Regions from separate parts of the Homo sapiens genome. Here region 2 is linked to region 1. The links are chromatin contacts, found by Hi-C or POLR2A ChIA-PET in ENCODE. All regions are on one chromosome and are shown on one strand. The core of a region is the stretch at or near the end of the contact, and the rest is flanking DNA. Distances in the headings are between cores, read along the strand shown. Region 1 overlaps CEP68 (centrosomal protein 68). Region 2 holds the start of SPRED2 (sprouty related EVH1 domain containing 2).

What was found. Hi-C counts contacts between places; a loop is a spot of excess contacts on that map. ChIA-PET counts read pairs that join two places held with the same protein, here RNA polymerase II (POLR2A). Pooled maps may share reads with other maps.
Region 2: a map of psoas muscle shows a loop between it and region 1 (4-fold over the local background). The contact joins the promoter of SPRED2 here to the enhancer-like site in region 1. A Hi-C loop is called at or near these places in 14 of 168 maps with a recorded cell type or tissue (CD14-positive monocyte, CD4-positive, alpha-beta T cell, GM12878 and 10 more), 3 of 37 single-sample maps with no recorded cell type and 17 of 50 pooled maps. POLR2A ChIA-PET finds 5 or more read pairs at or near these places in 1 of 52 experiments (activated CD4-positive, alpha-beta T cell).

The regions. Positions count from the first base shown.
Region 1 is chr2:65,068,843-65,072,976 of GRCh38, forward strand. It overlaps CEP68 (centrosomal protein 68), which reads left to right. Exons shown (of 7, transcript NM_015147.3): 2 at 557-959; 3 at 2,612-4,134. The coding sequence starts at 603. Among named protein-coding and RNA genes, the nearest start is that of CEP68, 14 kb to the left of the region's middle. RefSeq lists enhancers at 1-261, 1,030-1,796. Within about 2 kb of position 1,794, at least 19 of the 41 ENCODE cell types and tissues checked have a DNase peak (open chromatin) inside an H3K27ac peak, as active enhancers do; they include PC-3, gastrocnemius medialis, psoas muscle and 1 more, where a contact is called at or near this core.
Region 2 is chr2:65,430,288-65,434,421 of GRCh38, forward strand. It overlaps SPRED2 (sprouty related EVH1 domain containing 2), which reads right to left and starts at 2,312. Exons shown (of 6, transcript NM_181784.3): 1 at 1,675-2,312. The coding sequence starts at 1,700. RefSeq lists silencers at 655-1,164, 1,195-1,244, 2,015-2,214.

The sequences.
Region 1 (4,134 bases), core at 544-3,043:
AGAAAAGAAAAGAGAGGGTCCTGCCTCCTCTGCCAGGCAGAGCCAAGCATCTTGGAGGGCATTCTTCCAGTGCCCAGCTGAGGCCTGGGCATGCCCTGACTTGCTGTTCTCTAGGATAGAACAGTCAGAGCCAGGCCTGAGTTGCTTGCTGAGGGGACCGTTACGACAACAGAACCACTATGGGCCTGTGCACAGGAAGGGTCCCACCAGGCCTCTTACCCAGTGGGGTTGGGCTAAAAGGGCAAAAAGGTGACTTAGGCAGGACCCCAGCCTTGATTGGACTTTGGACCTGTGTTGACCCTCTTGGGTTTCTGCTGGTGGGGATGGCACCATCCACCATGAAAGCAGAGGGGAAATGGTGTGCTTCTGTGTCCCCTTTGGAAAGGTCTGGGGCCAGGGAAAAGCCGGAACTCGGTGCTCCTCTGAGGAAGTAGTCACCATTTGTTTCCTTTTTTCTTTGACCAAAAATATGTTTGCCTTAATTGTTAAAGAGCAAGACTTCCTGAACACAGATGTAGAAGATTTATATTTTTCTCTCCCTTCCCCTGTTTTGTAGGAAGCTGAAGTCTTCAGCAGAACCCTGACCTAGGTAGGGAGTCTCAATGGCCCTGGGTGAAGAAAAGGCAGAAGCGGAAGCATCTGAAGACACAAAGGCCCAGTCCTATGGGAGAGGGAGCTGCAGGGAGCGGGAGCTGGACATCCCAGGGCCCATGAGTGGGGAGCAGCCCCCACGCCTGGAAGCTGAGGGAGGGCTCATCTCCCCTGTATGGGGGGCAGAAGGGATACCTGCCCCTACTTGCTGGATTGGGACTGACCCTGGCGGCCCCTCTAGAGCCCACCAGCCACAGGCCAGTGATGCCAACAGAGAGCCCGTAGCTGAGAGGTCTGAGCCTGCACTCAGTGGCCTGCCTCCTGCCACCATGGGGTCTGGAGACCTTCTGCTCTCCGGGGAAAGCCAGGTAGGTACTAAGGCAAGACTGTAGATGGACCCATTGCTGTCCTTTGGGAGTTTGTTCAGGATTTCCTCACCATCTTGCATCCTTTCCTTGCTACTGTGCAGGGTGAGGAATTGGAGGGGCCTGAGTATGATGATTTCTGTTTTGCGGGTTCAGCTAGAGAGCTGGGCCTCAGGACCGGCCGGGGGGACTGTCCACGGTTATCTCCTGTTCCTCAAGAGTGACTGGTGACTTTTTAAGGACCAGGGATTATAGGCCAAGAGGCTGCTGCCCAGAGGTCCAGGCCAGGGGAATTCTGGCAAGGAGAGCCCTGCCGTGTTTCTGACTTGGTGATTAAAGGCTTTAGGGGTACCCTGAAGAGACTTGGGAAAGGAGTGTCCAGGGCTTTGGGCTCCTGGGGGCTCTGAACCTAAATCCTCTTCAGACCCAAGGGACATGTCAGAACCTTGGAGCCCTGTAGTAGGCAGCACTGTCCCTGGTTAAGGAGAATTCCTTGGGCTTCTCTGACTGCCAGGCAGCTTCTCCTAGTGGGAGTCACATGGGGCAGGGAATCCTACCAGGTTCTGTGACTGCAGGCAAATCACCAGATCTTTCAGGCCCTCAGTATCATTGGGAGGTGACCGGAATGATCTGTTCTGCCCAGCTCTTACATTCTTTTCTGTTCTGCTTGCCAAGGCCTTTCCTGGGAATGGCTTTGATCTTCTCGGTGTCATTGTAGCCTTGGCTGCTGCAGGGTCCCCTTGTGGGGCTGCACCCTGTGAGGAGGCTCTGAGCGGGACTGGGAGAGAACAGAGGCTGGGCCCCACCTGCCTGGGAGCAAGGGGCAGTGGGAGGCTCTGGCACCTGTGAGTCAGAGATTCGGTGAGGCAGGAAGCGAATCATAAACAGACACAGAAATGGCCTTTCACGGGGATGAGTCCGGTGCTTATTATTAGAATTCCTGTTGTTCGTTAAGCTCTTACCATGTGCTTTGCACACATGGGTGTATTTAATCCTTACCTTCTGAGGAGCTGGTGCTATGAGGGGAGGAAAGTGAGGCTCGAAGTCATACATCTGGAAGGTGGCAAAGTTAGGGGCTGGCCTCAGGTTTGTCTGGCTCCAAAACCCATGTCCTTCAACACTGTGCTGTCCTGCTTCCCTCGGGGGTGAGTTCTTCATCAAGCAGATAAAAAATTCAGTGAAGAAGCTGAGATGAACCAGTCATTCTGCTAGTGTTCAGTTACCACTGGCGTGTGAACTGAGCAGGATGGGGTCTGGGGCGACCTCCTGGGTTTGGACGTGTCCTGTTAGCGACAGAGTGATTGAGGGTTTCATCTGCCAGGAGACGCTTCTCAGAGGTAAGGGACTGTTTTCCAGCTTCAGCATGACAGAGCTGTCTGAGTTCTGCTTGCTCACACCCTGGATACCTGTGGAGGAAGGAAGAACCTTGGAGAGGACTGGAGATGGGAGTCATCTTGCTTCCCAGACAGGCAGGGTCTCAGTGCTGCTGCTGGCAGTGCATATTGCCTGGTTCTTGCCTCAGGCAGCAGACTTTGCATTTTAAGGTCTTTCCTAAATACTGTCTAGACCCACAAGGAAACTCCTGGGTTGTCATCTAAGAAAGAAATTGGGTTTGATTTTTACCCAAGTGCTTTTTGTCCCTTTGATCATTGCAGGTGGAGAAGACCAAGCTTTCTTCCTCCGAGGAGTTCCCTCAGACTCTGAGCCTTCCCAGAACAACAACTATTTGCTCAGGACATGATGCTGATACCGAAGATGATCCATCCCTAGCAGATTTGCCCCAGGCACTGGACCTCAGCCAGCAGCCTCACAGCTCAGGTCTCTCTTGCCTGTCACAGTGGAAGTCCGTGCTGAGCCCAGGTTCCGCAGCTCAGCCTTCCAGCTGCAGCATCTCTGCTTCCTCCACAGGCAGCAGTCTCCAGGGTCACCAGGAGAGGGCGGAGCCTCGTGGTGGTTCTCTGGCCAAGGTCTCCTCCTCCCTGGAGCCGGTCGTCCCCCAGGAACCTTCCTCTGTGGTGGGGCTAGGACCTCGGCCCCAGTGGTCACCACAGCCTGTGTTCTCTGGGGGTGATGCTTCTGGGCTAGGCAGGAGACGCCTCTCCTTCCAGGCTGAGTACTGGGCCTGTGTGCTGCCAGATTCCCTGCCTCCATCACCCGACCGCCACTCCCCTCTCTGGAACCCAAATAAAGAGTATGAAGATCTGCTTGACTATACTTACCCACTGAGGCCCGGGCCTCAGCTCCCAAAGCACCTTGATAGCCGTGTGCCAGCTGACCCTGTCCTGCAGGACTCCGGGGTAGACCTGGATAGCTTCTCTGTCTCTCCAGCAAGCACCCTCAAATCACCTACTAATGTCTCCCCCAACTGCCCACCAGCAGAGGCCACTGCCCTGCCATTTTCTGGGCCCAGAGAGCCAAGCCTTAAGCAGTGGCCCTCCAGAGTACCCCAGAAACAGGGTGGCATGGGCTTGGCATCTTGGAGCCAACTTGCATCTACCCCCAGAGCCCCAGGCAGTAGGGATGCTCGTTGGGAGCGCAGAGAGCCAGCCCTGAGGGGTGCGAAGGACCGGCTGACTATAGGCAAGCACCTTGATATGGGCTCTCCCCAGCTAAGGACACGGGACAGAGGGTGGCCCTCGCCCAGGCCAGAGAGGGAGAAGAGGACCAGCCAGAGTGCCCGGCGCCCTACCTGCACAGAGTCTAGGTGGAAATCAGAAGAGGAAGTGGAAAGTGATGACGAGTATCTTGCCCTCCCCGCTCGGCTGACACAGGTTTCTAGCCTGGTTTCGTATCTAGGATCCATTTCTACCTTGGTTACCCTGCCCACTGGGGATATCAAAGGGCAGAGCCCCTTGGAAGTGTCAGACAGTGATGGGCCAGCTTCCTTCCCTTCAAGCTCCAGCCAAAGCCAGCTTCCCCCTGGAGCTGCCCTCCAAGGATCTGGGGATCCTGAGGGCCAGAATCCCTGTTTCCTGCGCTCCTTCGTCCGTGCCCACGACTCCGCAGGGGAAGGCAGTCTGGGGAGCAGCCAGGCCCTCGGGGTCTCCTCTGGACTGCTGAAAACACGCCCCTCCTTGCCAGCTAGGTTGGACCGGTGGCCATTCTCAGACCCAGATGTTGAAGGGCAGCTTCCCAGGAAAGGAGGAGAACAGGGAAAAGAATCACTGGTGCAATGTGT
Region 2 (4,134 bases), core at 1,062-3,561, 360 kb after region 1:
CAGATGCGGTGGGACGTCTGCGACAGGCACAGCAGCAGGGATCCTCTCCTGTGACGGCTGTCTGGAAGATCAGGGGTTACTGCAGTCAAAGTTCCCTGGGGACTCACAGGAAGGAAACTGAAATTCCCTTTCCCAAACACCAGCCCCACTCCCGCCCGGACTGGCAACAGCAGACGCCAAAGGATAAAGGGGGTATATTTAATAAAGTGAGTAGATTTCCTAGAGTAGGGCACAGCACTGTCACCTGCTGCAAGAGACAAGCCTCCCAGTCGCCCAGCCCTGAGTCACTTCCCCTCCCAGCACTCTTGAGGCTCAATGCCTGCGGGGGGCAAAAGACCTGGGGCCTCCGGAGCACGCCTTCCGAAGCCCACACTCCCCTGCAAAGACGCGCGCGGGGCCTCCCTCCAGGGCGCGTCCCCGCGGCTGCCAACCAGCTCTTTGCGCCCAAGCCCGCGCCGCCGCTACCTTGGCTAATGGCAGCACTGAATGAAAGGAACGGATGCAGGCTCCGGATTTATGAATGTGCAGGGGAGGAGGGGAGGGATATCATGTGACAATAAAGGAGCGCGTCTTATTCACAAAAAAAAAAAAGTGGCTGGTGGCGGGCACAGCCACTGAGCAGCAGCGGCGGCCGCCGCGCGGTGACCGCTCAAACCCCAGGCATAAGACTTGAGGCGTCGGGCCCCGCGGCCCCGCCCCCGTCGCACCCGAGACTGAAAACGCCTCAGACCAGGGAGGGAAAATGCCAAACTGGACCCCTGGACCGCGAGGCAGGAGGCAGCTGCACCTCCGCCCCGGGCTGGCGACAGTCACGGGTCCCGCGCGGGGCGGCCCAGGATCCCTCCGGCGGAGCGCCCCGAGCATTGTTCCCCTCGGGCCCGCGGGCCAGGCACAAGCCCGTGCACGCGCACCCGCGAGGACACTCACATACACACACACACACGCGCGCCCCCAGCGCGATGCCCCGCACGCCCCCGCCGCACACGCCTCGGTCCGCCCCGAGCCGCCCGACCCCGCAGGACGCGTGTGCCGGCCACAAGCGCGTGCACAGGCACTCACGCGCCGCGGGGCCCCTCGGGCGGCTCCAGCACGCCGGCCCGCGCGGGGACCCTGGCGCACCAGACCCCCGCGCAGCCCGCGCCTGTCCTCCTCTCGCTCCGCCGTGTTTTTTATGAATGAAAATGTGGTATGCAAATGAGAGCGATTCAAGAAAACGAAATGGCGGAGCCTAGGCCCCAGTGGGCTCCGGAGCGGACTGCAGGGCTCGCGGGGCGGCGGGAGTCACAAAGTCACTGTGCAAAAACCCACCAGCCCCGGGAAGCCGGAGTGGGGGTGTCAGGTCTTCCGCTCTAGCCGCCGAGGATTTCGGGGGCGGGGGAGCTGTAAGTCCTCCGAGAGGGAGCGGAGACCGCCGGGAGGTCACCCGCACGCCCTTGGCCCCCGGAGCTGCCACCAGCCCGCCGACCCTAGGCGTGCGCCCGCCAGCCCGCAGCAGTTTTTGCCCTCTCCTCACTTCAACAAGCAGGGAAGCCTCGCGTCCCAACGCCGAAAGGTCAGCGAGTCGCTGCACCCCACGCCAAGTTCACCCAATAAGCGTCCCCGCCCGCATCCTCAGCCCCGGCCCCCACGCTGCCCCTGAGGGGCACCCTCGTCCCACCCCGCGACCAAACTTACTCGTCTGGGTGTGTTTCTTCGGTCATTTTCTTGTTCACCTAGACGCCTGTCCCGCGGCGGGCAGCTTTGCTCCCTTCATCTTCCTGTCCGCTCGCCCCCCTTCTTCACATCTCCGGAGATCGCCTGATTTGGGGAGGGGGGGCGGCTAGAGATGAAGAGGGCGCCGCAGCAGAAGGGGAAGCAGGGCGCGGGATAGGGTTTGGGGGAAGGGGTGCAAAGGCAGGCTGCGCGGGGAGTGAACGCCGCAGCGCCGTGGGGAGAGGCGGGCGGAGGCTCCGGGGGCTCGGGAGCGGGCAGAGGGGGCGAGATTTGGGAAGGGGACGGCGGTGGGGGAGAGCAGGAGAAAAACAAGCGCGCCTCGGAGCGGCAGGGACTGCTGCGAGGAGGAGGAGAGCGCCGGCCGCGGGTGGGGGGGCTCAGTCCGGGGTCGCCCCCGGGGGGCCGGGCCAATCACGGTTCCGGGGAGCGGTCGGCGGCCGGGGGAGGTGCGCCTGGGAGGCGGTGCAGGGCGCCCCGTCCGAGCCCCATCTCTCGACTCCACCGATTTACTCCATATTGGATTCTCACCGCCGCCAACAGGAGGAGGAAGTAGGGCGGAAGCGATGACGTCTTCCCAGCGGCCAGAGGTGGTGGAGTGCAAAAAGCTTCCTACTTGCGACCGAAAAAAAGGGAGAAGAAAAAAAAAAAAACTTTGTCCCGCCTACTGAGCACGCCCCGCTTCCTCTCCCCCTCCCTCCTGGCTTCCACTCCCGGGGGAGCCGCGGAGCCGAGTTGTTTGCTTGCGCCGCGACCGTCTGGCTCCGAATCCTCCTTGATTAGGGCTCCGGGTTTTAGGAAGCCCGAGAGGAGGGAGGAGGCGGGAGCGGAGGACTCGTACACATCTGGCTCCCGTTTTTGCCCCCTCCCTCCTTCCAAACACCAAGATTAAAAATCGGGGGGTTGGGCGGGGGCAGAGATGGGAAACTCAAGGGAGGGGAGGGAGTAAAACAGCTGAAGAGGTGCTCAGGCTCAGAGGCACAACTACCCCCACCGCGGGGTGGGAAGGTAGGGGCGGCGCAGGTGCCAGGGGCTGGCTTCTCCAGCCCAACCCAACCAGAGAGGGGAGGGGGTTCGACTTTGCCAAGGTTCTGAAAGGCAGAGGCTTTTCCGTTTCACGTGAATCTTGTGATTTTTTTTCTTTTTTGTCTCAATAGAGGAATGGATTTTTGTTTTGTTTTGTTTTGAGATGGAGTCTCGCTCTGTCCTCAGGCTGGAGTGCAGTGGCGCGATCTAGGCTCACTGCAACCTCCACCTCCTGGGTTCAAGTGATTCTCCTGCCTCAGCCTCCCGAGTAGCTGCGACTACAGGCGCGCGCCACCACGCCCAGCTAATTTTTGTATTTTTAGTAGGGAGGGGGTTTCATCATGTTGGCCAGGATGGTCTCGATTTCTTGACCTCGTGATCCGCCTGCCTCGGCATCCCAAAGTGCTGGGATTATAGGCATGGGCCACCGCACCCGGCCAAGGAACGGATGTTTTTAAGAATCATTACTCATGCAAAGAAAAAGGTCAACCCAGCACAGCCCAGAAACGTTTGCATTTCCGTAGAAATTATGGAATTTCTCGCGTTAAGAAGCAGCCCCGGCCGGGCGCGGTGGCACACGCCTGTAATCCCAGCACTTTGGAAGGCCGAGGCGGGCAGATCACCTGAGGTCGGGAGTTCGAGACCAGCCTGACCAACATGGTGAAACATCGTCTGTACTAAAAATACAGAATTAGCCGGGCGTGGTGGCGCGTGCCTGTAATCCCAGCTACTCGGGAGCTGAGGCAGGAGAATCGCTTGACCCCAGGAGGTGAAGGTGGCGGTGAGCCAAGATTGTGCCACTGCACCCCAGCCTGGGCAACAAGAGCAAAACTCCATCTCAAAAAAAAAAAAAAAGAAGAAGAAAGAAAGAAAGAAAAAGAAACAAGAGACATAGTCCCTATCCCTTGCTGCTCTCCAAACACAGTAGACTTTTCCATCCTCTTGAATGTCCATGGGACAATCCAGATACGATGTTAACTAAATAGCAACCACTGAACAGGTTAAGAGATTAAATATTTGCCTCAGGCTGGGCGCAGTGGCTCATGCCTGTAATCCCAGCACTTTGGGAGGCTGAGGTGGGCGGATCACCTGAGGTCAGGCGTTTGAGACCAGCCTGGCCAACATGGCAAAACCCTGTCTCTACTAAAAATATAAAAATTAGTTGGGTGTGGTGGTGGGCACCCATAATCCCAGCTACTCAGTAGGCCGAGGCAGGAGAATTGTTTGAACCCAGGAGGAGGAGGCTGCAGTGTACCGAGATTGCACCATTGCACTCCAGCCTGGGCAACAAGAGCAAAACTTTGTCTCTAAATAAATAAATAAATGCCTCAAATTTAGTATTCCTAAAATTTACATACATATAAGAGCCACAAATGCTCCAAAAAGTTTCACCTTGAG